Regions from separate parts of the Homo sapiens genome. Here regions 1, 3, 4, 5, 6 and 7 are each linked to region 2. Evidence: chromatin loops called from intact Hi-C (ENCODE). Cell type or tissue: PC-3. All regions are shown on one strand.

Region 1 (4,000 bases), 830 kb after region 2:
TCAAGGGAGAAGTGACACCAGACCCCAGAAGCATGCCAACATATAAAACCCCAAGTCAAAAGGTAAAACCATGCACGTGATCTCTCAGGTCGCCCACTTGGCCTTCTTCCAAGTGTACTTCCTTTCATTCTTGCTATAAAGCTTTTTAATAAACTTTCACTCCTCCTCTAAAACTTGCCTTGCACTATCTTTCTGCTTTATGCCCCTTGGTCAAATTCTTTCTTCTGAGGAGGCAAGAATTGAGGTTGCTGCAGACCCAGAGGGATTCACCGCTGGTAACAGTAAAAAGCAGGAAAAAAAGAGTTTTGGTAAAAACAAAAACAAAAACAAAAAAACTACCCTCTTACTCTCAGATATCTACGTACTGAAACAGGGCCACATGACAAAGTTTTATTAAATAGATACTAGTATCCTCAATTAAAATAATGAAAATCTGTTTCACATTTCTAGAGTTAAGGCTAGCACCTCAGATAATTTGTAATTTGTAAATGAATATGTATCTTATTTGTTTTCTCTATCATGTTGTAGATTAGGGATCGTGATGTGGAGCTGCACTTCCTGGTTCCAAATCCTGGCTCTTCCCCTCATCCCTGGGTAAGTTGAGGGATGAGAGCAAGAGAAGGTTGATCCTGACTCAGATCTCTGCATGGGGCATGTCACTGATGACGGCGGCATTCCCTGAGAGAGGGAACACTAAGTTTGAAGTTGGGCATAGTGAGCACTATTTTGGATGAGTTAAGTTTAGAAGTGCCTGAAGACATCCAAGTGGAAGAAGTGGCTGCATGGACTGAAGATACAGACTGGGAAACGTTAACACCATCAAGGAACTGGAGTCCTGGGCACAGGTGAGACTGCTCAGGGGAGTTGTAGAAGGAGAGGACACAAGGCCTCAGGCAGAGCTCTGGAGTGAAGGGGTTGTACAGTAGGAGAGAAGGCTGGAGATTAAGGGGAACAAAGAGATTGTTGGTGTATCAAGGGCTGTGCTATGTAGGGGACAAAGTCTGGGGATGAAATGTCAGTAACATCATCTTCCATTAGCTGATTAAAGATGAGAGTAAAAAAGCTAGCTCCTGGGATTGAAAGCCAATTAATTTTATTCTTTTCTAGAGTTAAGACTAGCACCTCAGATGATTTGTAATTTGTAAATGAATTTGCGTCCTATTTGTAAGCAAATGCTTCTGGTGATAAGGACCTACAAATGACAGAACACACTAGACCAGGGGTCCCCAACCCCCAGGCCACGAACAGTTAACAGTCCTGTGGCCGGTTAGGAACCCAGCCACATAGCAGGAGGTGAGTGGCGGGCAAGCCAGCATTACCCCCTGAACTCCACTTCCCGTCAGATCAGTGGCAGCACTACATTCTCACAGGAGCACAAACCCTATCCTGAACAGCGGATTTAAGGGATCTAGGTCACACATTCCTTATGAGAATCTAATATCTAATTATGTGAGGTAGAACAGTTTCATCCTGAAAGCATCTCCTCCCCTTCCATGAAAAAATGGTTTTCCATGAAACCAGTTCCTAGTGCCAAAAAGGTTGGAGACCACTGCAGCAGACAAATATGAGTTCACCAACATTCTTAGAAAATCAGCAGCATAATGCTCTGAAGTGGAGGTGAAGGAACTGTATTCTCTCATTTGACTCAGGAGCCCCAGGCCCAAGTCTAAGTTTGAGAGGGATTATTCTTGTGTCACACAGAAAGGAATAGTTTCTGTATGCAAGGTAAGTTTCATAAGACTGTGGAATTACATTCTGGATTTCTCCTTAATAAACTGTAACATTGGCAAATTTTATATGAAAAATAAAATGTTTCTACCCTGATTGAAACCATAGCATGAAAATATTAACTAATGCACGTTACTTTCTTCTGCATAGCCTAGCATTTGAATGCCAAGTGCTTTCCATATTTGAGATGCACAGTGCCATCTAATGGTCACAAACCATAAGCCAAAAGAAGAAGAAAGGGAATCAGAACTGAAATAATAATAAAATAGTAAAATCTAATACATTACAAGCTTCAAAATTGCATAGTTAACTGCCCTTGCCTACAAAAATTTTATCTTTGCCTTAGTCATTGTCATGTGAGTTACAATCATGTGAGTTACAAATGATCATATTGCATAGATAACTACAGATCACATGTTAAATTAAAATAATTCATGACAAACCTGAAACCATAACTTATATGCACTTTACAACTTTCTACTTTCACTCTTCAATCACCTGAAACTATAATACATAGGGTTCCTCATGCGTATACACTATTCCCACAGAAACAAAATCATTAGAAATACCTTGGATGAAATAATATGTTTAGGATAGTTTTTTAAAGGGAGGGTAAGATTAGGGGGATAGATAAAAGGATATTATCTTGATGTCTACAAGTTTAGCAGATGGCCAGTCTTCTGCATGGAAAATGACTATTCTAACCATTCTCCCTGCAGCCCTTCAAGACAGAGGAGATTATGGGGCTACTGAACGTATCTTGGACTTTAGAGAAAGAAAGTGAAGCTGAGCTGAGATCCATTGGTTCTATTTTGGAAAGATGCACCCCGTGGCATGACCTTCACAGCTCAGTTCTGGGGTCAAAGGAATTTTCCATTGCTCACACTGCCACCCAACTCTGGGGGCATAAGTGTGGAAGTGGTACAGCACACATGGAGAAGGGATGGGAGGAGCAGGGGTGTGTATCAGCTTAGCCGATCCCCCGAGGAGCTGCCAAGCTTGCTACCCCAAGAACAATGCCTCATAGCTCTGTGACCTCTTCAAGATTAAGGCTCTTTGATCTCAGCCCTTCTGAAGTGGTTTGAACCATATTCTATACAAAATTGGTAACTCCCCCATAAGAATTGCTTTTTAAATATCCTGCTCTATTTGAAAAAGGAATTTTAAAAATAAAGTTTACCCTTTTACTCTCTCCCAGCAAGTGAGATATTCAAAACAACAAAAATTCCTCTAACATGTTATGATGTGGAAACTGGTATTTTACTGATTTGTCTTTTCCACTTGGCTTCAAGTTCTTTGGGGAATGAAGATCATATCAATCCCTAGCCGACCGCTTCAGGCACAACTGCAAATGTTTCTTGAATGAACTTCCAGGCTTACCTGAATTCTAAGGGGGATTTCCACCATAATGGGAAAGCCACAAGAAAACCAGCAAAGGGTTTAAAAAAAAAAGGGTGAAAATATAAGTTATTTATCGGGGGTTATCACTTTATGCAGAGAGCATTCGAAACAATGATTTCCACAAATGGGCAGCAACAGTAACAGCCATACTAAGCCATTGCTTTCTTTACTTCCTCTTGGTCTAGAATATGCTGCAAAGGGAGAAGAAGGAAGACGTGTGGTATGGAATCACCTATGGATAAGGTTGAGAACCATGGGCTAGATGCTATGGAGACCAACGTATCACTTACTAGGCTTTACTTTGTGCCAGGCACTGGATTCGGCATTACCCCATTTAAGCCTCACTACCATCCTTCATGTTACTATTCCACGTTGCCGCTCAGGAGAAACAAAATTTTTTTATTAAATTCAAGTAACCTGAGGTCCCATATTTAGTAAGAGGCAGAGGAGTTAGATGTGTCAATAGCTAAATTACATGGCTGTGTCCTCTAGCTGGCCAGGGACTGACAACATCAGTATCACCTGGTGACTCTCCCAGGGGAGATGTTTTTAAAAATCTTTTCCAGTAATTCTGTGCAACATGGCAATCTGAAACCAGTCTTTCAGACCTGGAAGTTCTTTAGAGACCACAGGACTCTCTTTGATATTTTTTCTTTTGAATTTTTTTAAAATACAGAATCCTTTTTCATGTTCTCTGTTTATAAAACAACTGCATGTCAATTACATTATTTTTTAGAAGATAGGTACAAGAGCCAGGCGTGGTGGCTCATGGCTGTAATCACAACACTTTGGGAGGTCGAGGCAGGTGGATCATTTGAGGCTGGAAGTTCGAGACCAGCCTGGCCAACATGGCAAAACCTGTCTCTACTAA
Region 2 (4,000 bases):
AGGCCCCTTCCTACACATCTTATGTTTAAAAAAAATCTTTGCTTCTAAAGCACTAATTGACCGCTTTATCATATGTGAACATATTTTCTATTCAATTTGATGATTCTAAGGACTGCTGAGTAATAACCATTGCTCTCTCCAATCAGTTCAGCATGCATCTCATCTTTGATATCAAGTGCACTGGTAATGAGTGCCTTATATTAACATCTTCACTATAAACAGTTCAAGCATTTAGAAACAAAGTATCAATGGACTTAACAGTTACTTTAATTCATTTTATAAATAAGCAACTGAGAATTTTGCTCCAAGTGGCTGCTAGTGTAGCCCATTTCATAAATGGCATTCTCCGAAGCATAAGGCACAATATGATACGAATGCAGCTCTTCATAATAGAGAGACTGAGAACAGCATTCCTGTACCATAAACTTCAGCCGTTTTCTTGTATCAGAATATGCAGTCTTATAACAGGGAGCTTCTTTAAAGTATTCATAGCTCTCTTTCTCCGTCTCTAGATGTATCTTCCTCAGCAAATTGTTAATTAACACAGACCTTCTTAAGTAGGTTTCTGGGTCTTCAAGAAACCTGAGCTTCTCCAGAGAAAGTTTGAGAATGCAAGTTCTGTCCTCAGGTAATATCAGGTGCTGGAAAGCAAACATGATCATTAAATCTATATTTAGAAAAACAAAAACTACAGCTTTTTATGTTGACAACATTCATGAAAATGAACAAATAATAATAAGTAAACCCTTACTTTTGGAAAATACCCATGGTAATCTTGATGTAAATCTTCTTCTTCTGCATATTTTCTCTTAAAGTAGGCTACTTTCGACGTTGTTAATGTATATGTTAATACTTTTGTTGGATAAGCTAAACAAATAAAATAATTGGGGAAAGGTTAGATTTTATTGTGGCAAATAGTATCTTATAATATAACTTTTATCTATAAAAATAAACTGGTGATCCTGGAAATTGGTATTCTCCCTTCAACGTGGTGAAGCAGTGACAACTGCCCTGGATTGAAAAGCCTGCAGGCAGGAAAATACCACCATTCAGACCCAAAACAGATGTTCTAGATAGGATACTCATGTTTATTTCCTTATGCAGCCCCTCAGAAGTCAAATACCAATATACTATTTTATTTCATGCCATTTAATGTCAAAACACACCCAAATTTGAAATGGAATGTAATGGGAGGAGAAAAGAAATTTTTCATCATTCTTTTAGTTAAACTGCCTAATACAGAGAGATCATTTAGTGTCACTAGGTTAATCAAACTGGCATAAAATAGTTGGCAGCCCAATTACACTTTAAAGAAATAATGGTGTATCTGTAGACAAAACACTCTATGATATGATTATGGTGTAGCCATCGTCCTAACACATGGTTTAATGGTGTTCTAAGTAAATGAAAGATTTAGGTAACGTTCTGACTTGCAAACTTGACCTTGTCATAATACTGAAAGTGAAGACCTTTGTTTTCTCCTTTAAAATACGATTGCTACTGAGGTTCTTACTTGCTTAAGGAAGGACGGAGTTCCAAAAGCCAATTTTCAGTTATCGTTTAGTTTAACGATAGTGCTTAAGGGAGTTCTCAGAGTGTACTCTAGGTGGCACTCATATCACAAAAAGGAGGCAAGATCTACTTTGAAAGCTAAAGACAAGCAGCTTCTAGAGAAAGCACTGAATGAATTTAGAAAACAAATTGAGTCCAGTTCAATTCTCATTCAACCTCGGGGGACCAGGCCAGAAAGAAACTTCATATTTAAACATAATTTATTTTACCCTTAATACACATCCTCAAATATTTCTATGTGTTGAAACCATTTAGTTCACAAAAGAATGAATAATGTATGTGTTAGTTAAATAAATCTACAGCAAGACATTTGATGGTTTTCCTCTAAAATCTTAAATTTTTCTAAGCTTAAATATTTTAAATGTGTTCAAGAATTTGCTTTTTCTAGTTTGTCCTCCAACTCAGTGCATCTAAGCTACAAAAGCTTCCCGCAACTTTTTGTAGCTAAATGATTTTCCTCAGTCAGTAAGAAAAGCTACAAAATCATTCCCAAGCATTCCAGTTTTCCACTGACATCACTGTGGATTATTAACCCAAGAAAGCCTTAAGTTATAGTTGTTATGTTTTGTTAAGGGAATGAAGAATTTTAAAACAGTGGTGTATCTGATCTTAAAAGAAATGAATATGTCATGATAATTCACAAGTGAACTGAAGCAAAGACAATAGTTGCTACTACTATACCTACACAGTCCCTGAATTCAGTAAGCAAACTCAGCTTATATAGAGTTTTCAATGATTTCAAAAGTTTAGGAAAGAAGAACAAAGCTGATTGTAGAGAGAACAAAGAAAGCATCACTGAAACCAGGTTTCTCAGGGGCTGTTTTTTAGTAAACTGCATTTTCTTTGGTATATTTTTTAAGGATTTAATCAAATAATTAGGTGAAGCTTTGGGTTATCCCGTGTGACAATTACTTGTACTTTTTTTTTAAACTGTTTCACTAATTGATGTAATGGTAGTTTTCAAATGTTAGTGAGCATCAGAATTATCTGGAGGGTATGTTAAATCAAATTGCTGGGTCCCACCCCCAGAGTTTCTAATCCAGTAGATCTGGGCTAGCAGCAGTGAATTTGCATTTCTAACAAATTTCCAGGTGATGCTGATGCTGCCAGTCTGGGGATTGCATTTTGAGAGCCTCTAGGTTGCAGCATTCAGCAGGTGTAGTAGTAGCACTATGGCAACAAGTTAAGAGCAGAACATTCAGTCAATCAGCTGATTGCCATATCAATAGAATGCCAGGCAATTGGTTTGATTGATTGTTGTTGTTGTTGCTATTGCTTCCCTACACTGGCTTAGATGCTTTAGCCTCATGAACAAAGCCAGACTGCATTTTAACTAAATAGTGAAGAATGAAGTCACTTTTCCTGGGTTCACATTGAGAAGCATCAATGGCTATTATTAGCATGATAGCTGGGCAGGTCTCTAATTTTTTTAACAAGCTCTAATGAATTACTATAGTGTAGGTGACAGTGAGAAAAGGCTAGAAAATGAGATGAGTAACTTCATCATGAGCAAACATGACTTTCTTATATGTATCTTTTTAAAATGTCTGCTCATTTTATCTTCCAATGTAATGCAATATCTACAGCATTTATGACCAATTAAGAATCTTTTAATGAGTAATACAAGGGAAGGCAGGTGGCAGATTAGAGAACCAAATGACAAATAAACTTATAGTTCTGGATCCCAAGTGTACCTCCAGGAAAGATATTTTTATTTGACAGATCAAGACCAAAAAAATCATATCAAATGATTCCAAGGTTCATAAAGACTGTCTGGCTATCATCAACCAATTAGCCTAATATACTGAATGTATCAGATCCTGAAAATACAGAGAAAATTCCCAGGAGTTCTAGATTTGAGTCTCAGCTCCTCCGTGGGCAACACACTTAGCCATTTAGTTTATTGCTCTTAAAAAATACCCACATGGGTTGTTAAAATGCTGAAAAGCCTTCACAGCTGGTATCAGTTTGACAATTATCTCCCTGAAAGCTGTTTAGCTATTTAAAATGTTTTCAGTATCAATTTTGGAGGATGGTTCTAGCCACTTTTAGGTTAAAATATATAGCAAACATAAGTTCCTACATCTGTTTGCTTGGCTGGATTAGAACTCAAAACATTCGGAGCTGATAACTATGTATCCATCACCTGATTCAGCCTCCTCAGTGTCCAGATGAGAAAACTACAGCCCAGACGAGTTCAATAATTTACATTCTGGCACGTGGCTATGAGTTTGGGTTTTGAAGTCAGATGGAAGTGGTCTGAATTCCAGCTCTGCTGCTTCTTATTTGAGTGACTTTGAGCAAATTACATAAACTCTCTAGAAATCTCATTTGTAAAGTAAGGATAGAAATAACACTGGCTCATAAGATCATTGAAATAATTCATGGAAAGTGACTGGCACTGTGCCTAGCATATAGTAAACACTCA
Region 3 (4,000 bases), 200 kb after region 2:
CTTACACAATCTGAACCATGACCCTGGTCTTAGATTTTCCAAGTTTTCCTTTGGCTTTTACATTCTTGTGAAATCTCCACCTTTTCCTTGAGGGAAAAATACCACCAGTTGTGTGTAGGCCCCACACACAGCTTTCAGATAATTCTTCCAGGAATTCTCTCTCACCTTCAAGGTAAGAGATTCTGATTTATTCAATTTAGGTGAAAAGGGAGAGGAACATAATCATTGCATCATAAGATGTTAGAAGAAAATAAGGCCAAAACGTGAAAGATGGTCAAAATAAAGCCTAACCAGGAAATTTTCATAAGAGAACACATGTTCTCTGTACAAGGAAAACTGTGTATGCATTTCTAAAAATCTTAGAGAAGAAACCCCCTTTTTTGTACATTAATTACAATGAGACTAAGCAATGCTAGTTTCTGAAGTAATCTTGAAAAGTATTTGTTTTCTACATTTTAATGCTAAGAATATAATTAGCTACTTAAAAGCAAATGCTAATACACCATTTTGTGTCCACGTTGGACACTCTTTGCACAACACATGATTTGATACTAATCTATGCCAAGATTTTCCTCTACAGTCACAAATTAACTAAAACTGGCCACAGGAATTCCTTTCTTACTGCCAAAAAGCTCTCTTTTCAGGCTTAACACTTTCCAACCTCAGCATAAAGACCCATCCCAGGTGTAAATAGCTGAAAGGAGGGAAAGAGGGAAGGAAGAGAATTGAAAAAGCAATCGAAGAGCATCTTACCGTCAGAATCTATGCTAGGTTACCGTGCCAGAGACTGCCCCCCAGTGTTTATTCTGTCCTTCTTCCTTAGGAATAGAACAACCAGCATTTAGCTATGCCAATGGCTGTGCCAAATCAAGAGGGCGCTTCCCAGCACCTCTAACAACTGGATGAAACCATATAACTAAGGATTGGCAAATGAGATGCAAGTGTACGTTTTATAGGCAACTTTGAGATGTGTTAAAGATGGTGAAGCAATGAGACAGAAGCAGCCTGGGTCCCTAAGGATCAAGAAGCTAACACAATCACCCAAAACTAAAGTGCCTGTGAACTTTGCTTACATGATAGAGAAATAAACTAATGGTTAAAGGCACCATAATTTGGGGTTGTCTGTCACTTGTGGCTGAATTTAATCCTAACTGATACAGCAAATTTATTTAATCCATACACTATTTGTATTAGGTACTGTTCATCATTGCCATTTTACATAATAAGAAACTGAGGAATATTTCTGCTAGGTCTCTCATAAGCAAGAGGGTTTCATACAGGGAAAGAAAAACATGGTAGTATGAGAAAAAAAGAAGCACAAGTTGGTGCAATATGTAGCCGATAGCACTAACTAGATTGTCATCAAAGGTTTTTATACAGAATTTTGAGGGGTAGGTACTCGAACCAAGATTTCATTCAGGTAATTGATTTAATAATGAAAAGGAAATACACCCTCGTTCTGAATTCATAACACACTAGTTGTTTACATCCTAAATTGCTGCTGCTGCTACAAACACTTCTACTCTCTGGTTAAACTGCAATGAAGTTTCCAAGCCTTGCTTAACAATTTCATCTGAAAGACAACTCTAAACCTTACATATCCTAATGTGCTGACACCCAGGGATTATCTTGGCTCCAAGGTCTCATATACCCTCAAATAATCTCAGAGACCTGCCAACCATTAGGGGCTCTGGGGTGATTTGGTTTAATAATCTCAATAAATAAACTTCACCCAATTTAACCCCACCTTTTGTATCTCTCCATGCCCCCTAGCACAGTGCTGGGAGTAACCAAGTTCATCAAAAACAGTCATTTAAAGGGACTGTCTACTATGCAAGACTCACCACTTCAACTTTAATGTCAAAATAATTTCAGTGTCTCCATATCCCTTTCCTTTCATCCTGATTCAGCATAGATAGTAATCTTTCATGTATAGCACTTTGTATTAACTTCGCCTGAGATTTACCTTTTAAGGGAAACTATTCATTTCTGCAAACAAAAAAGACTGACAGCAGTCACAAAATACATTAATTGTGATCTTAATGAAGAATGTAGTCTTATAATCATTTTTGTCAACATGGTTTTGAAGGGAGGTCAAATTCCTGCTAATAATATGTTGGTTTTGAATCTTTATAAAGACATGACAGCATGATTTTCAAGAACTTTTTTTTAAAAAACCAAATACTAGATAATTAAGTTGTAACAGTCAAACCCCTAAACTCAAAATTCATTTCCATTTGTCTGGCACAGACATTTCACTGTACTACGTCCCAATAACTTCAGTAGGATGTTTAGAGGCTATAAATAAAGTTTCTCTCCAGATATTACTAGGGCGCCTATTTGGAAACAACTGTAAAACAAACAGCTTGAAATGTTTCCGCTCGCTCACTGGCCAAAACACAGGAAGGGATTGTCATCTAGTGGTGAGGTCAGGAAATAAGAGATTTGGGGAAGAGAGGTTTGGGGTTCCTGGAATGGTTGCTTGATTCTGTAATAAACCAAGCAGTAGAAATCAATACAATTTATCACCAAGAACAATGCAAGTCAAGCCACATGGCTGAATTTAGTCCTAACTGATACAGTGAATTTATTTAATCTATACACTATTTATATTAAGTAGTCTTCATCATTGCCATTTTACATAATAAGAAAGTGATGAATAATTCTGCTAAAAAAGGTAGAGAGAGAGAGTTGTTAAGTTGTATTGATCTACTTCTTATGAATGAGTTTGGTGCCATAGTTCCATAATTTGTAGCCCAAATAATTGGAATATTCTTTTGTTGCCCTAATAATTTTCTACATAATATTTATAAGAGCCATTCTCTTCCAGCCTGCCATAATGAGCAGAAAGAATAGTATACAAATAGGTCCACTTCATTTTTTTTTTTTTTTTTTTGAGACAGAGTCTTGCCCTGTTGACCAGGCTGGAGTGCAATGGCGTGATCTCGTCTCACTGCAACCTCTGCCTCCCGGGTTCAAGCGATTGTCCTGCCTCAGCCTCCTGAGCAGCTGGGATTACAGGCACCTGCCACTACACCCAGATAATTTTTTGTATTTGTAGTGGAGACAGGGTTTCACCATGTTGGCCAGGCTTGTCTCGAACTCCTGACCTTGTGATCGGCCTGCCTTGGCCTCCCAAAGTGGTGGGATTACAGGCGTGAGCTACCACGCCTGGCCTACAAATAGTCCACTTCTTTGTAACACTAGTTTCATTGCTACCCATGCAAATTTATAAACCATTTTTTTTTACTTTAATTTTAGGTTCAGGGGCACATGTACAAGTTTGTAAATTCAAGGTAAGTAAATGCAAGTCACAGGGGTTTGTTGTATAGATTATTTCATCACTCAAGTACTAAGCCTAGTACCCAATAGTTATTTTTCCTGATCTTTTCCCTCCTCCTACTCTCTACCCTCAAGTGGGCTCCAGTACCTGTTGTTTCCCTGTTTGTGTCCATGAGTTCTCATTATTTAGCTCCCACTTATAAGTGAGAAGATGCAGTATTTGGTTTTCTGTTCCTGAGTTAATTTGCTAAGGATAATGGACTCCAGCTCCATCCATGTTCCTGAAAAGGACATGATCTCATTCTTTTTATGGCTGCGTAGTATTCCATGATGTATATGGACCACATTTTCTTTATCCAATCTGCCATTGATGGGCATTTAGGTTGATTCCATGTCTTTACTATTGCGAATAGTGCTGCAATGAACAGACACATGCATGTGACTTTATGGTAGAATGATTTCTATTTCTTTGGGTATATACCCAGTAATAGGATTGCTAGGTGGAATGGTAGCTCTGTGTCTAGCTCTTTGAGGAATCACCACGCTGCTTATAAAGCATTTCTTTTCTCTTTACACAAGGCACTAAGTTGAGCCCTAAGTGTGCTCTTTCTTTTGAGACTGTAGCATTGACAATTAAATATGTGCCAGATACTCTCATTTTAGACATAAGAACCCTGGGCCCACTTTAAAGCCAGGGAAAAAGCTCATAGAAGTACTT
Region 4 (4,000 bases), 380 kb after region 2:
CTCTATACACTCATCTCCCTTCTGTCCAACAAGATTATCTTCTCCCAAAGGATTCTCAATAGCTGGCATACAATAAAATCAAAACAGTAAAAAGCCCAAAAAACCACCCCCCACAAAACCACCAAAATAAAAACGGCACCAAGTGGGATAAAGTTTCGAGATCCTTAACTAGGCATATCTCAACGTGCTTTATTTAAAATAAACGAACTCTTTGAGTGCCTTAAGAGGAATATATTTAAATAAACATAGAACTCCTCTATTTTTGATTAGATGTCTAATTTTTTTTAAAAAAGTATTATATAACTAACCACTATCCAATCTGTTAGAACTCAACTTTTTCTATTCTACAAAGAAAAAGCTTCATACCCCAAAGCATTTGCTTGGGAATTTCGGGAGGCAGCTCTTCCGCAATACATCAAGTCCCATTCGCCCACGCCCCCCCCATCTAAAAAACAAAGTTTGGGGAAGCACTAGGCTTCCGACTTTGACAAGTCCCAGAAGACAAAGCCCAGGGCTGACCCCCCACGCCTGGCGCCGCCCGTTCGCAGGCCAGGAGCGGCCAGGGCCTCCCGCATGCGCTCCCACACGTACGCGCAGCGGGCAGCAGCCACCCCACAGCGTACACGAAAGTCGCCTTGCGCGGCTGGAGCCCTGGAGCCCACGGCCGGGGCCGCGGGCGGGGCCCGGGACTGCGGTGCTGCGCCCGAGCACGTACTGAGGCGTGGCCTGCCGCGCGCCGGGCGGGGCTCGGGAAGTTTCTCGGGTTGGCTTGGGTTTCGCATCCTCATCATGTAGCGCCAGCCACACCAGGAACAGAAGGGTGCCGGGTACCTTCCGCATGCTTGGTATTCTCCCCGCGGGGCTCTGACCGCTGCCGCTCTCAGGCACCTGTCTTTCCTCTCCGTCCCAGAATGGAGCCAAGACAAGGGAATAAACGAAATTCAATAGTACACGGAGATCGGGTGTCTGGGCAGCGTCTTGGAAAAACTATCCACTACAGGTAAGAATAAAAATTATGTCCAAACCTCTGAAAGGTGTGAACACATCAAAGCTCCAGAAGGCGTTCATAGGAAGGTTTATGGTAAAGTATAACTTTTATCCTACAGGGAGACTATTTTTGTATCGAATTCCACTAATTTCACTATTTCTCTGTAAAATAATCTGGGACGACAGGTTCATCTCTATTTAAAGGAACGAAATGTGAGCAAAGTGGTTAGTGGAAAACTTAAAAAAAAAAAAGTAAAAGTTTTTTTCTTTACATTTTTGTTGGTTCCAGCTGGCAACACGTTTGCAAAGGTTTTATTTAACCAAATCTTAATGTTGAAAAAAAGAAAAAAAGAGGATTCTTTACTCTGCAACTTGTTTTAGGTATTGCTACTTAAACATTTTGAACTTTTAGATTAAGTTTCTACAAAGCGAGTAATTTTAAGTTCATCTTTTCTGTACAGAGGCTTCTAGGAGGAAAATAAGATTTGGAATGATAATCGTGAGGTTATAAAAACTTAAACATATCTATTATGCCATTAAGTCAAAACAGCTCTGGGAAAAAATACCATACATTGATACAGTCTTTTATAGTTTGTGCTTTCCCATTCACTACCTTGTTAATTTGAGTTAATGTCTCCATAACTGGATATCTCAATCTCTAGTTCAAATTCAGAACCCACTAAATGGCACTTGAAAACACTTTTATTCATTTCTATTTATGCCCTGCCACTCCTCTTAGGACATTCCCTCAATGTTATGTGATCTCATTACTTTCAAGTGACATCGGATCCTCAGTTTTCCACACCTCCATTGCCGCCTTCTGTTTGCTATTTAAACAAACAGTTAACAATGGAGAAAAGGGTATGTTCAACTGGATTGGCTAGCACTGCAGGGTGGTTAGCTCCATGGACTTTGGAGTCACTCATGGCCACCTCAAAAGCTCCGAGCCTTAGATCACTTCTTCAAGACTATATACTGTATAGATATACTCCTCCCTTATCTGGTACTGCTATGAATGAACTATATATAGCATTTAGATCTCAAATGAAGATTTACCCAAGCTCTAAAAGTAATAGATGGCAGACCAGAAATGTAAGCTTAAGTCTCCTGACTCTAAAGTCAAACTTAGAACAAACTTGGTTTGTTTTTTAATGATACTGCATTAAAAAAATTAAAATAGCTTTATTCTTTTTCTCCTGTATTTTTATGGAATAGCTACATTTCTTTTATACTCAGAACATACATTCTCATTTTTCTGGGTTATGAGTATAAAAGAAATACAGCTGTTTCATAAAGTAAGGATTATAGTTGCCAGGGTTGGGTTATAAGCCTTGGACAAAACCATTATGAAGAAATTTGTGACGGTGCATAAAATTGGGAAGGGCCAGTTCTGCTATTCCGTAGCTTAAAGCACTCCAAGGAGCTTGTTGTCTTAGTGACTGAGCAGTGGGTAAGTACTTGCTTCCTTCCAGCTGTACTGTCCTTTAACGTGGCTTTCCCTTCTCAATGCTTTCAGAAGTCATTTTCCTGAACTCCTGGTCATTACATAATCTGCTTTTACAAATAGTTTTCAACTGAAGCTAATTTGCTATACAAGAATAATTTTTTGTTTTGTGACCTGTGAATACTAAGCAACCACTTTATTCTAAAATACCACTTCTAGTATACTACTATCTGTAACTAAATGTTGAAGCACTTTGGGTCACAGTGTTTGTGCTTAAGTATACCTGTGCCCCCCCCCCCCCCAAATTTTGCACTGAATCTTAGTATTAACTTTTGTTCCAAAATTTTCATATAATTGTAATCACTGTCCTCCATTGTAAGATAAAAAGAGCTACCTAAGAGATCTGTGGCTCAGTTCCTTTTGTTCAGTATATATACCTCAGGGTAAAGGACCTAAGGCTCTGGCACTTCCTACATAATTTGTTCATAAAAATAATTTTCTGTACCTGTAGGTGCAGGGATTCATAGTGATTTTTCTGTTTTAAAAAATATCTTTCTACACTGTCTGATTTTTAAAAATGAGATTATCAGTATAAAAGAAATACAGCTATTTTGTAAAAGAAAAATACAGGAGAAAAAGGATAAAGCTACTTTGTTTTAAAACGCAGTATCATTAAAACAAAAACAAACCAAATTTGTTCTAAGTTTGACTTTAGAGTCAGGAAACTTAAGCTTACATTTTTGGTCTGCCATCTATTACTTTTAAAGCTTGGGCAAATTATTCATTTGAAGTCTAAATTTATTAATCTGTTAATGGGAACAGATTAGAAATCTTCAGAGAAGCTCTAGCCTTTGTAACATTGTGACTATAATGCTGAGAACTGCTTCACTCATCCCATTCATATTTTAAAAATACTAATATTTTGTGTTTGAGCATTTTAATAGGCTCAGAAACTTAAAAATGATGTTTCTTTTCTAACAACATACTCTTTTCAATGGGATATTATGGTTGTTATTATTTAACATGACATTTAGGGACTCAACATACATTAAGGTGATGGCACTAAGATAAATGTAGAAATAACCAGTACCATGTAATTTTCATAAGTGCTTAAATTGTTGGTAAACAATTTTATGAGTTGGAGGTGTTGAAGCAAATATTATTAATATTTGAACATAAAAGCTGATCAAAGGGGCCTGGTCCACAGAAGATGTTTATTTGATGTAACAAAACAATACAGTTAGTGTTAGATCCAACCACAAAGAGCAAAAGGAATGAAAAATTTGTACAATGTACATAGAAAAAACAAGATATTTACTGTGACAACTATATATTCCTAAAATAATGCTTCTAAAATTACTCAATTATTGAAATCTACATGAAAAAAAGGATGTTAATAGCGACAAAGTGCATAAAATCAAACATTGTATTTTGAGCAAATTAACATACTAGGCAATTTTGCTAAGAATGCATGATTTTTTTTTTCTTGTTTACAGTCTGCTCAAAATATCTTTATACCAACAGGGTAGGCAGAACATTTAGGTTTAATATCAGTTACACAATATTAGC
Region 5 (4,000 bases), 230 kb after region 2:
ACTCCAGGACAAAGGGGTTTGTACATTACTTCCCAGGTATAGCCCAGGGGACCTGTACACCTTGCAGGAAGACCTCTAGTCCAGCTTGGTCCCCACAGCAGTGTGTGAGTGACGTATGGGGGTTCTTGCCCATATAAGCAAGAATAAGCCTTAGCTGAGCCTCACAAAGCACAGGGCCAGAGAAGATCTGGAAAATTCTGACCGGTTTCTACCCATCCCATCCCCCACGCCCACCAAGTTCCAAAAAAAAAAAAATGGCTCCAAAGCGACCAGTTGAGATCTCAGAGAGGTGTAAGGGCAAAGACCAAAGAACAAACTACAGTAATGACAAGGTAGCCCAGCGCAAACAGAGGGCAATCATGAACCACACTGTCCCCACGCGCACTGCCAGGCTGGAGATAAAACCCTAAGAGGTTAGCTCATCCTCTGAGGAGAAGTGATCATAGAAAAAAATTCCTAAATAACTAATATTTACCTAAAAATGCAGAATAAATGTACCTTAAATTGACAAGATTAATTTTTTTTTACAATTCAGGGTAATAAAGACTCAAAAATCCAATTAATTCAGAATAGTAGGAGTAACAGTGGTAGTAATGCAAGAGTAACAGTAGCAGTAGTAGTAACAATATAGTAGAAATACATAGTAACAGCAGCAGCATCAGTGGTGTGGTAGTAGTAATACAATAGTAGCTAGTGGTGGGGGTAGCAGTAATAGTAAAATACAGCTAATATTCACTGAGTACTTTCTATTTGCCAGGCCCTGTTTTAAGCATTTTACATAAAAGTACTCATTTAATCCTCACAACAACCCTTTGAGACAAGTATTTATATTCATTTTGCAGATGAGAAAACTCAGACACAAAAAGGAACAGCTTGAACAAGAAAAAGATTCAATGAATATTTGCTGAGCTGAAAAGTGGACACATTTATGAAATCAAACATAAGCAGGAAGTGGTACCCACACAAAATCAGCAAGGTGTGGGCATCCCAAAGTCACTGGCAAAGTTTCTTGGTGCTCTAGATTTGGAAGCCAGAGGGATTCAGCATTAGAGGAAGAACTTTGATTTTTTTAAAAAAAATTTAACTAAACAAAAGAGATAAGGATGGGAAACCATCAGAGGTTAAGTTGTTATCAACCTACCTGTGCGATCTAATCATTACCTCCATTCCTTCACATTAGTTCACAATGGATTCCTTTATTCTTCCTCTGATATAATGCCATTAACGATACCAACTTCCAAAAATGAGGTTTCTAGAGCCCCCGTTGTTTCTGCCGTTCTGCACTGCAAGCAGTGGGCAGAGCTGAGGAGTGAGGCAGCTGGCAGGGAGCAAATGTCATTGGGCCCAGATGGGCCAATGCTTTGAGACAGTGTTGGAGCCCACAGCTACTCCTGGTCCAGAAACTGCCCCCCAACAAGCCATGACCCCATCTCTTTGGTAATTTGATATCCTGTCATTTGATTGCATTTTTTCCATGCAAAAGTCCTTAGTGGTAAATATTTATTTTATAATTAAAGCGATTTTAAGTTTTAAAAACATGATGGTTTCCTACTTAGCCACAGGGAAGATTTGTCATCCCAATTAGGAAATGAAGTGATTCTTGAGTGTGCACAGAATCCAGCCTCCCTCTCTGAGAAGACCACACTGGGCCCTAGATAATCACGCCACCTAGCGGCACACTTGTTCTTCTGAGAACCTCCCTCAATCTGAAATGAGGGTGCCCAGCCATCAGTTAAATTATTCCATCTCACAGCCTATGAATTTCAATAAATATACCATCTGTTCACCTTCTGTGTGGGAGTTCAATCATCTTCTTGGCAGCAGGATTATTCTACAGCAATTACCTATGTCTTTATCACCTCTCATTGAGCTGCAGCAGCCATCTCTGTAAAACCAAAAAGTTTTAAACCACAGTTGCTGCAGATAGGACGGTCTTATGTCTAGAACACAAAAAAGATGTCTACACTTGATTTGGGGGGCAGGGGGTGGGTACGGAGAGAGAACCGAGAACCTAATGAACAGGCTTTTTTTTTTTTTTTTAATTTCGAGACAGAGTTTCGTTCTTGTTGCCCAGGCCGGAGTGCAATGGCGCAATCTCTGCTCACTGCAACCTCAGCCTCCCGGGCTCAAGCGATTCTCCTTCCATGGCCTCCTGAGTAGCTGGGATTACAGGCACCTGCCACAATGCCCGGCTAATTTTTTGTATTTTTAGTAGAGATGGGGTTTTACCATGTTGGTCAGGCTGGTCTCGAACTCCTGACCTCAGGTAATCTGCCCGCCTTGGCCTCCCAAAGTGCTGGGATTACAGGCATGAGCCACCATGCCAGCCAGGCCTTTTTTTCCTGAGCTGTGGGGTAGAACTGAGGAGCCTTCTCCTTAGACTGCCAGGTTTTGATGTGTTGAGGTAACAAGATTTGCAAAAGAAAAAGGCCACCGCTGAGAGAGGAGCCACAGGCTCTCAGATGCGGAATCAGAAGATGCAGAATCGGGGGACATGGGACCTACCTCCAGCTCTGCCACCATGTGCACAATCAAGTTGCCTGAGCCTCAGTTTCCTCTTCTGTAAAATGGGGAGGTTGGAATGGTGACCACTGAACTTCCCTTTGGCTCTGAAATCATAAGATTCTAGTGGATGGAAAATGGGAGCCTACAGTGCAGCCCACGCCCAGATGTACCACTGATTTGCTGAGCTTCACTGAGTTGCTAAGTAAAATTACAGCTAAAAAAAGAAAACGTCACAAGCACCCAAGTGATTTGAATGCTTTTTAAATCTGGATTATTATTAATGATTCTTTTTGCACAGTATATGAGAGGAGGAAACAAAGGCTTGATGAGGTTAATTTGCTCCAGGTCACCCCCTAGAAAATGGGGAAGCTGAAACTTAACTTATGCCATTTGGTTCCAAAGTCTAAGCTCTTATACAGTGCCATATTGGAAGGCTTCACATAAAAGCAGAATTTCAGGACAATATCTAAAATCAAAGAAGGAATGAAAGGCATTTCAGAGGAAAGCATAAACGTACAAGTCATAAATACCCAGCGTTAACTTTATATTGGTTTAGTACCAGCTGCTTGTCATCCAATTATGTATCCAAACAGCCTGGCTATGGCCATAACAATGCTGTGTGCTCCCCAAACCACATTCACTTTCTTTCTGGGCACATAAGAACACGAAGTTTCCCAGTATCTCTTCTGGTAAGATCAAGAACAGGAACTGGGTTCCAGTTAATGGGAAGTGTGCAGGAATTCTCTACACCACATGAGTGTCGCTATAACGGCCTGTTTTATACTCTTTTCCTCCTATTGATGCCCTGGAAGTGAAGGACTCCAGTACAGCAGGACCACACCTGAGTCACCACACTGAGGAAGGCTTGTGGAAGGCGGCCCCACCTGCACTGGACCGTGGCAAAGGGAAGGAAAAAAAAAAACCGTTTATTCTGTATTTTACTGAGATGTGGGGGTTGTTTGTTACAGCCACTACCAACCAAGCCTGGCCAATGGGAACAGTAATGGTGCCTTAGTTTTCTTGCCGGCCCGGTATCTAATCCCCTTTCTTCTGAATGCAGTCCTCAATTCCCCTTCTCCAGCACTCTGATGTACCTGAACTTCAGTCCACATGGTTCAGAAAGGGATGTCACCACCCCCCATCGGTTCTAAAGCCTCTTGGTCCCCACATCAGCCAAATGAGAGTCAATCCTGAGACTTTTTACTGGAACTATTGTGAAAGGGAAACTCTTTTTCCACTGGGAAGGCCAAGCTGGGGATACAAGTCTGGAGCAGCAGGCAGGTCACCACGGAGGAGAGTCAGCCCTGGAACAAAATTAGCAAAGGGAGCAACAGAGCCATGAGAGGGCTGGGGTGAGGAAGAATAAATGGGGGAAGGAGAAAGAATGGAAGGCAGAGCATGAGAGAAAATGGAGGCCAAGGGTGGCCAGGGGAGCAGTGGGGACAAAGCGAGGGCAAAGAGAGAAAGGAGCATGAGGTGTGAAGGAGAGGAGGCA
Region 6 (4,000 bases), 290 kb after region 2:
CCCCCTTTCCCCTCCACAATGTTCCCAGATTAATGACATTCTTCATCACAAGAAAAAGACATAGAAATACAGTTAGCCCTGAGGAACTGGCACATTTCCCTAAGTAAGCGCATGGGAATATAATGCAACAGAAAATGGACTGTGATTTGCTGGCCTAAAAAATAAATTACGATTTTGTTGGCTTTTCAAATGAGGTCAAATGTGATTGGGCTCCAACCCAGTTCACATTTACTCATTTCCTCAGATAATTCCAAAACGTGCATCACTCTCAGCCACAGAGCATTCCCACACTTGTACTGGTGCAGTTCTCACTGCCTGAATGTACTGCACCTCACTCTTTTCCCACCAAGCAGATGCTTTCTCACGGCACAGCTAAAATATCATCTCATATAGGTTACCTCCTGACTTATATATAACTCCTCCTGCAATTATCATCACTTCTGTGTTAGTCCATTTTGTGCTGCTATAACAAAATACTACAGACTGGGTAGTTTACGAAGAATGGAAATTTATTTCTCACAGTTCTGGAGGCTGAAAAGTCTCCAAGATCAAGGTACCAGCATCTGGTGAGGGCCTTCTTGATGTGTCCTCACATGGCAGAAGAACAGCAGAGCATGAATCCACTCCCAAGAGTTGTTTTTATAGTGGCATTAATCCATTCATGAGAGCAGAGCCCTATCACCTAAACACCTCCCTTTGGCCACACATCTCAATAATGTTACCTTGGGGATTACGTTTCCAACACATGAATTTTGGAGGGCACATTTAGACTACAGCAACTTCCTTTAGCACTCCCACAGAACTCCAGCTGTATTCCTCTCCTAGCACTTAGTACTTGATTACCATTCTGTAATTGTGGCTGCGAGGTCATCTTCATTTTGCAAGAACCCAGCACAGTGCTTAGACCATGGCGGGGGGGTGGGGGGCCGGTGGGGAAACACCCTCAATAAACACCCTTTCACTTGCTAGGGATGGCCCAAGTAAAGAGAAGATTTAGCTGCAGAAGCCTTAGGCCTGTTGCCTACATCAAACACAATGGGGCATGATGATTCATCGAGATATTAATTTGTACTTTCTTCCTGCTGCTATTGCTACTATCAGTATTTTTCCCTTCTCCCTTCCAATAACATAGACAACTTTATGTTTGGAGTTTTTGAGTCCTTAGCAAGAGTCACACTCCATTTTTAATAATTTTGTGAATTTCAGGGTAATAAATTGAAGTTTCAAGGTACTTACAAAAGTTCCCATCCAGACAGGGCTTTGTGAAAGAAAGCCTATGCCAAAAGGGAAAGGACAGGAATATTCTCCAGAACAGGAAAGGAATGAATTTAAGAGATTGTGTTCTGTCAGAAACACAGACCTCGTTCCCACCTGTGCCTGGGTAGGTGGGAGCTGGGGGAGCTCTTCCAGAAAGCCAACAGTAGATGGACATGGTGCATTCTCTCTCAGGGTGGTCGTCAGTGGGTGAACAGCTGGGAGGGTCCTCTGACAGCCTAGTTGCTGGGGATCATGTCTTCAGCAGCAGCATGTCGGAATGTGCAGTGGTCATGACGGAGCCAACTGTGGGGAGTGGACTGGGCCCCATCCCAAATTTATGGCACTGTACCAGCCTGGGATTCTTATATTATCCTATGGAGTGGGAAAGGGTATCAGTAATGATTGAGATTTAATTTTCCCACCAGTCAGGTAGTTAATTCAATATAGAAAAATAAAGGAATGTGACCTAAAAGAGAACTGTGCTCTAAAATTAATGTCTACTACATAATGCTCACTCCAATCCCCAGGAAAAGTACAGTATCTCTCAGAGCAGCCCTGAAACAGCTTTGAGACATAACATTGACCTATTCTTGCTTTGAACACACATTATCTAATATGTCAAGATGTCATTACAGGGGCAACGAAATTTCTTGCATATATATTTCTGTTTAAAGCTATTAGAAAGTCTTCTTTTGGTGTATGCTATGAAGTATCTCTTCAAATCCTATTAGTTCAAAAAGCTAAAGGCAGAAGCAATCCAGGGTGACCAATTTCAGCTTTGCTGGATACTGAGAAAGACATAGGAAGGAAGCCGACATCTGAGGAAGTACAGTTCCCAAACATGGCCACAAGGTGGCAGGGTGACTCTGCACGCCAGAAGCATAGCATCCAAGGCGTGGCTGTTCTGGAATGCACAGAGAAAGAGAACCCAGGAGACAGGCAATACAGAATAATTGGAAAGCCTGTATCTAGAGGACTTTTCCACTGAGCGGTGGATTCTCATATTATTAATGTACCCATCTTCTAGAGGCAAACCCTCCAAGAGCCTTTGTGAGGCCTTAGCAGCTTTCAGATGCCGATTCCCCAGCTCCAAGATCAGCCTCAGCTGCACGGCAGCTCACGCCTGTAATCACAGCTACTCGGGAGGCTGAGGTGGGAGGATCACTTGAAGCCAGGAGTTCGAGACCAGCCTGGCCAACATAGCAAAACCCTGTCTCTACTGAATATACAAAAAATTAGCTGGGCAAGGTGGCCCACACCTGTAGTCCCAGCTACTTAGGGAGGCTGAGGTGGGAGGATCACTTGAGCCCAGGAGACAGAGGTTGCAGTGAACCAAGATCGCACCACTGCACTCCAGCCTGGTCAACAGAGCAAGACCCTGTCTCAAAAAAAAAAAAAAAAAAAAATCAGCCTCTGCCACTCAGTGGAGAATCATGGAAATCTGTTAGGATCAACACCTATGAGGAGGCCTGGCCCTGCTCACCAGCACAGACTTACCACTGAATAGAGGTATCATTTGAAACCCCCTCAATCTCAAAGTCCTGTCTTCAAACAGGAAGAAAGATAAGCTCAATGTCAAACTCATCAAATGCAGGTTCAACTGCCTCAGTCAAGGGGAATTGGCCTTATATTCAAATCACTTCCCTTGCTCCTCCTATCAGTAGGGGTTAGCGTACTGTCTGCAGGGGAGGTAGGAGAGATTGGAAAATCTGCAGAGCAATCAGAAAATTTGCATGAAATCATGACAGAAAATAAAAACCTAACTGGGTATTAATTTAAGGCCACACAAAAAAATTCATAGAAGTTTAGAAATTCAATGAAAGAAATTAAGACAGACATAAATAAATGGATGTAAAGGTTACCTATGACTGAATGGCTAACAAGCTTGTTTCCCCGGCCCTCTCATCAATTCTGTAAGCTGCCATGTAACTCTATAGTTGAGACTCTTTTCTCTTAAGGTAGTTGAGTAGGTTGTAATGTCTGCAATAAAAATCCTGGTTATTACAACAGAAGACAAGGAAACAAATAGAATTAGTAAATCACTCTAGAGAAAAAAGCAAATCAATGGGAGGTGGAGTAGAAAGGAAAATGAGGGACTGGGGAAGGAATGTAGGAGAATGGCTACAGGATTTCAGAAGGTGCACATTTAATATTCAATTTTAGACTGTTTATGTTACCAAGATATAAACTTCTCCTATCCCTCCAAACCATCAATTGGTTTTCTACATATTCAAATGCCTTTCAAGTGAATGGACTGCTGATGTTTGTGTGAATTAAGGCAAATGGATTCCTTTTCCTTTGCCGATCTGGGCCATTGCAATGCAGACACAAGAGCAGCCACCGGCAGTAAAGTAGAGCAATAAACACACGCAGGTGCAGGCACAAAGAGGTGGAAGGTACCATGAGAAATCAACCCCCAGGAATTCAATTTCTATGATGTGTATGAAGGATACAGGAGTAAAGACTTGAGCTGACCTCTGGGTTATACAAAGATAAGCTGCCCCTAGACCAGTGGTTTTCAAACTTTAGCAAGTACCAGAATCACCTGGGGGGCTAATCAAAACACTGATTGCTACGCTCCACCAGGTTTCTCAATCAGTGGATCTGATACAAGTTCTGATTAATTAAATTTCTAACAAGTTCCCGGTGATGGCAACGTTACTAGTCCAGTAACCATATTTTGTAAACCACCGTTCTAGGCCAACGAGAGTGGGTCTTACTCACCTGGGACATGTAAATTGAG
Region 7 (4,000 bases), 240 kb after region 2:
CTCACTGATAGTACACCTTGTCACCCAAGAGCTCTGATAGAGATGTGTAAGGAGATCAACGTTATTTACATGCTTGCTAACACAACATCCACTCTGCAGCCCACTGATCAAGGAGGAATTTCAATTTTCAAGTATTATTATTTAAGAAATACATTTCATGGCCGGGCGCAGTGGCTCACGCCTGTAATCCCAGCTCTCAGGGAGGCAAGAGGCGGGAGGATAGCTTGAGCCCAGGAGTTCGAGACCTGCCTGGGCAATATAGCAAGACCCCGTTCTCCATAAAAAGGAAAAAAAAAAAAAGACAAAAAAAAAAAAAAAGACAAAAAAAAAATAAGCGTAACTCCCCTTAAAGAAATGCATTTCATAAGGCTACTGCTACCATATTAAAACCTTCTGGAAAGGATTCACTAAATGTCATTAAGAACATTTGTGATTCATGGGAGGAGGCCAAAATATCAACATTAACAGAAGTTTGGAAGAAGTTGATTTCAACCCTTATGAATGACTTTTGAGGGGCTCAAGACTTCAGTAGGGATGTAACTGCAGTGGAAATAGCACGAGAACTGGAATTAGACGTGGAGCCTAAAGATCTGAATGAATTGATGCAATCTTATGGTCAAACTTGAATGAATGAAGAAGTGCTTCTTACAGATGAGCAGATGAGCAAAGTGGTTTCTTAAGACAGAATCTACTCCTGGTGAAGACGCTGTGGACACGGCTGAAGTGACAACAAACGATTTAGAATAATACAAAAGCTTAGTTGATAAAGAAGTGGCAAGGTTCGAGAGGATTGACTCTAGTTTTGAAAAGAGTTCCACTGTGGGTAAAATGCTATCAAACAGCATCACATGCTACAGAGAAATCTTTTGTGAAAAGAAGAGTCAATCAATGCAGCAAACTTCATTGCTGTCTTATTTTAAAAAATTGCCACAGCCAGCCAGGTGCGGTGGCTCACGCCTGTAATCCCAGCACTTTGAAAGGCCGAGGCAGGCGGATCACGAGGTCAGGAGATCGAGACCATCCTGGCCAACATGGTGAAACTCCATCTCTACTAAAAATACAAAAAATTAGCTGGGCGTGGTGGTGGGCGCCTCTAGTCCCAGCTACTCAGGAGGCTGAGGCAGGAGAATGGCATGAACCCAGGAGGCAGAACTTGCAGTGAGCCAAGATCGCTCCACTGCACTCCAGCCTGGGCGACAGAGCAAGACTCTGTCTCCAAAAAAAAAAAAAAAAATTGCCACAGCCTCCTCAACCTTCAATAACCACCACCCTGATCATTCAGCAGCCATCAACATCGAAGCAAAACCCTCAAGCAAAAAGATTATGGCTCACTGAAGACTTAGATGACTGTTGGTATTTTTTAGCTATAAAATATTTTTTATTAAGGTATGTACTTCTTAAGGCATCACTTTATTGCACACTTAATAGATTACATAATAGTGTAAACATAACTTTTATACGCACTGAGAAACCAAAAAATGTATGTGACTCATTCAATTGAGATATTTGCTTTATTTTGGTGTCTAGAACCAAACCTGCAATATCTCCAAAGTAAGCCTGTAAATAGAAATAATATCTATCAAGTAAGACATTCTAAAACAGGATTCTGTATGTTTTCTAAATGTCTCCTTGCTTTGTCAAACCCCCAATGACCACTTATTAAACATTTATCTGACTATATGTGCAAGGATTCATCCACCCACAAATGTTAATGCTAGGCAGAATTCACCTTCAGTGTTCCCTGAATGCCACAAGAGAATGTTCAGCCAGTCCTTGTTACCTCAGTAATCATCATCATCATCATCATCATCATCATCATATCTGCCATGCACTTTACATAAATAAATTTAATCCTCACAAAAACACTCCATGGCCAAGGGAGGTAATTATCTACCCTCTCTCCCTTTTTAGATAAAGAAACTGAGGCAAAGAAAAAGTAAGTTACTCACCCAACATTCTAAAACCAGCTGAATCAAGTTTAGAATCCAAGAGTCTGGTTCAAGAGCCCATGATCTTACTCTCTACTCCACTACCTCCTTGTGTCCATTTGAAATAAGGTATCTGTTTACACAGTATTAGACAGATAATGAAATTGTGATGATACTTTCTGAAGCAACAGCACCTAAGAAGGAAGGAAAGCTGGATGTGACTCAGTCAAATAAATCAGTAGAGGTTATTTTGCTCAGATCTTTCATGGGAAAAATCATTCCATTACGTTTATGGCCCCATGTCAAAAGAGCACAATTTGGCTTTATTTCCTGGAGTCCTCTGGTTTTTAGTGGGTCCCAAAAGAGAGAAATCTTCTGGAGACTTTTCAATGCTGTACAAAACCACCGATCACATTTATTGACTTTCTGCCCTACAAACAGTGGGAAGAGTGACTTCATCCCCCAATCAACATAACAGATCTTGACACTGCATGAGCAAAAGCTTTTTGCACTCCAAAAAAGCAATTATTTTCTGTGGAAAAAAAAGTCAGCTTCTTAGGCATAATGAACCCACCTATTAATCTTGTCCTGCTACTCCTGCTAATTTTGGAAACAGGAAAGTAGTCACGCCTTGTTGCTCTCGAATTTAAAAACAGGGCACATCATCAAAAACAAAGAACTTTTCAACTTTGTCCTTCAACTGGTCAGGCTTTCTTGCAAGTGGCAACTTCCAATCAGTGGAGAAGAGAAGCTGTTTATCACTTTAAACCTAGATTTTTTCATTGTAGGATATATGCATATCATTGACTGAAGCACAGTGCCTTTAGTAATACAGAAGGTACTTCCTTAATTAGTTGAAGATCTGTGTTTAAGAAAGGAGGCGACGTAATAATTAACTTACTTTTGATCACTTCTAACAATCTTTAATATTAATAAAGGAAGCCTGAAGAGTTTTCTTTTTTATGTTTTTACAAGACTTATTGCTGATGAATGGATTGCTGGGTAGCTCATCAACCCAGATAACTAGTTATATACTTCCTTCTCATAGTTACTGAAAATCTACCTGCTATTATTGAAAAATAGTCCTGAGATTTCAATTTGGAGAAAAGGTAGGTGCAGAAAAACAAAGGCCACTGATGGGTGTGTAGTTGTAGAGGATACAGGAGTGGCAGTGAAATCCAAAGGATGCTGATATGGTTTGCCTGTGTCCCCACCCAAAACCTCATCTTGAATTGTAATCTCCATAATCCCCACATGTCAAGGGTGGGACCAGGTGGAGGTAATCGGATCATGGGAGCAGTTTCCCCCATGCTGTTCTCATGATAGTTAGTGAGTCTCAAAACATCTGATGGTTTTATAAGCATCTGGCATTTCTCCTGCTTGCACTCATGCCATCCTGCCACCCTGTGAAGAAGGTGCCTGCTTTCCGCCATGATTGTAAGTTTCTTAGGGTCTTCTCAGCAATGTGGAATTGTGAGTCAGTTAAATCTCTTTCCTTTATAAAACAGCCAGACCCAGGTATTTCTTCACAGCAGTGTAAGAACAGACTAATACAGTAAATTGGTACCAAGAGTGGGGTACTACTACAAGGATATCCAAAAATGTGGAAGCAAATTTGGAACTGGATAACAGGCATAGGATGGAACAGTTTGGAGGGCTCAGATGACAGAAAAATGTAGGAGAGTTTGGAACTTCCTAGAGACTTGTTGAATGGCTTTGACCAAAATGCTGATAGTGATATGGACAATGAAGTCCAGGCTAAGGTGGTCCCAGATGGAGATGAGGAACTTGTTGGGAACTGGAGTAAAGGTCGCTCTTGGTATGCTTTAGCAAAGAGATTGGTGGCATTTTGCCTCTGCCCTAGAGATCTGTGGAACTATAAACTTGAGAAAAATGATAGTGGGTATCTGGTAGAATAAATTTCTAAGCAGTAAAGTGTTCAAGGGGAAGCAGAGCAAAAACATTTGAAAAATTTGCAGTCCAATGATGTGACAGAAAAGAAAAACCTATTTTCTGGGAAGAAATTCAAGCCAGCTGCAGAAATTTGCATAAGTAATGAGAAGCCAAATATT

What was found. Peaks named below come from ENCODE experiments on the same cell type or tissue, not always from the same donor. Only the 100,000 strongest peaks of a DNase experiment are listed, where the experiment ranks them.
Region 1: a loop joins it to region 2, with 3 times the contacts of the local background. A loop is called at or near these places in 21 of 110 quality-filtered maps.
Region 3: a loop joins it to region 2, with 13 times the contacts of the local background. A loop is called at or near these places in 30 of 110 quality-filtered maps.
Region 4: a loop joins it to region 2, with 5 times the contacts of the local background. A loop is called at or near these places in 5 of 110 quality-filtered maps.
Region 5: a loop joins it to region 2, with 6 times the contacts of the local background. A loop is called at or near these places in 70 of 110 quality-filtered maps.
Region 6: a loop joins it to region 2, with 8 times the contacts of the local background. A loop is called at or near these places in 6 of 110 quality-filtered maps.
Region 7: a loop joins it to region 2, with 7 times the contacts of the local background. A loop is called at or near these places in 71 of 110 quality-filtered maps.

Annotation. Positions count from the first base shown.
Region 1 is chr14:61,295,045-61,299,044 of GRCh38, reverse strand. It overlaps PRKCH-AS1 (PRKCH antisense RNA 1), which reads left to right. Exons shown (of 5, transcript NR_186042.1): 4 at 529-845; 5 at 3,315-4,000. It also overlaps a transcript of PRKCH not described here. Among named protein-coding and RNA genes, the nearest start is that of TMEM30B, 16 kb to the right of the region's middle. In PC-3, a CTCF peak has its summit at 1,925 (motif pointing left); a DNase peak (open chromatin) is centred at 1,904.
Region 2 is chr14:62,124,664-62,128,663 of GRCh38, reverse strand. It overlaps the pseudogene SERTAD4BP. Among named protein-coding and RNA genes, the nearest start is that of LINC00644, 13 kb to the left of the region's middle. In PC-3, a CTCF peak has its summit at 1,598 (motif pointing right); a DNase peak (open chromatin) is centred at 1,613; H3K27ac peaks cover 708 bases.
Region 3 is chr14:61,921,945-61,925,944 of GRCh38, reverse strand. The region is part of intron 1 of SYT16 (synaptotagmin 16); the gene reads right to left. Among named protein-coding and RNA genes, the nearest start is that of SYT16, 110 kb to the right of the region's middle. In PC-3, CTCF peaks have their summits at 796 (motif pointing left) and 2,419 (motif pointing left); DNase peaks (open chromatin) are centred at 784 and 2,404; H3K27ac peaks cover 1,667 bases.
Region 4 is chr14:61,747,885-61,751,884 of GRCh38, reverse strand. HIF1A (hypoxia inducible factor 1 subunit alpha) reads right to left here. Exons shown (of 15, transcript NM_001530.4): 15 at 3,627-4,000. HIF1A-AS3 (HIF1A antisense RNA 3) reads left to right here and starts at 788. Exons shown (of 3, transcript NR_144368.1): 1 at 788-1,000. It overlaps HIF1A-AS2 (HIF1A antisense RNA 2), which reads left to right and starts at 2,796. Exons shown (of 1, transcript NR_045406.1): 1 at 2,796-4,000. RefSeq lists a silencer at 457-766. In PC-3, no CTCF peak of the experiment used is centred here; DNase peaks (open chromatin) are centred at 774, 1,834 and 2,424; H3K4me3 peaks cover 4,000 bases; H3K27ac peaks cover 3,307 bases.
Region 5 is chr14:61,892,332-61,896,331 of GRCh38, reverse strand. All of the region lies in intron 1 of SYT16 (synaptotagmin 16), which reads right to left. Among named protein-coding and RNA genes, the nearest start is that of SYT16, 82 kb to the right of the region's middle. In PC-3, CTCF peaks have their summits at 1,471 and 1,676 (motif pointing left); a DNase peak (open chromatin) is centred at 1,651; H3K27ac peaks cover 189 bases.
Region 6 is chr14:61,835,897-61,839,896 of GRCh38, reverse strand. The region is part of intron 1 of SYT16 (synaptotagmin 16); the gene reads right to left. Among named protein-coding and RNA genes, the nearest start is that of SYT16, 25 kb to the right of the region's middle. In PC-3, a CTCF peak has its summit at 2,101 (motif pointing right); a DNase peak (open chromatin) is centred at 2,106; H3K27ac peaks cover 1,867 bases.
Region 7 is chr14:61,883,199-61,887,198 of GRCh38, reverse strand. All of the region lies in intron 1 of SYT16 (synaptotagmin 16), which reads right to left. Among named protein-coding and RNA genes, the nearest start is that of SYT16, 72 kb to the right of the region's middle. In PC-3, a CTCF peak has its summit at 2,039; DNase peaks (open chromatin) are centred at 1,398 and 2,128; H3K4me3 peaks cover 609 bases; H3K27ac peaks cover 2,461 bases.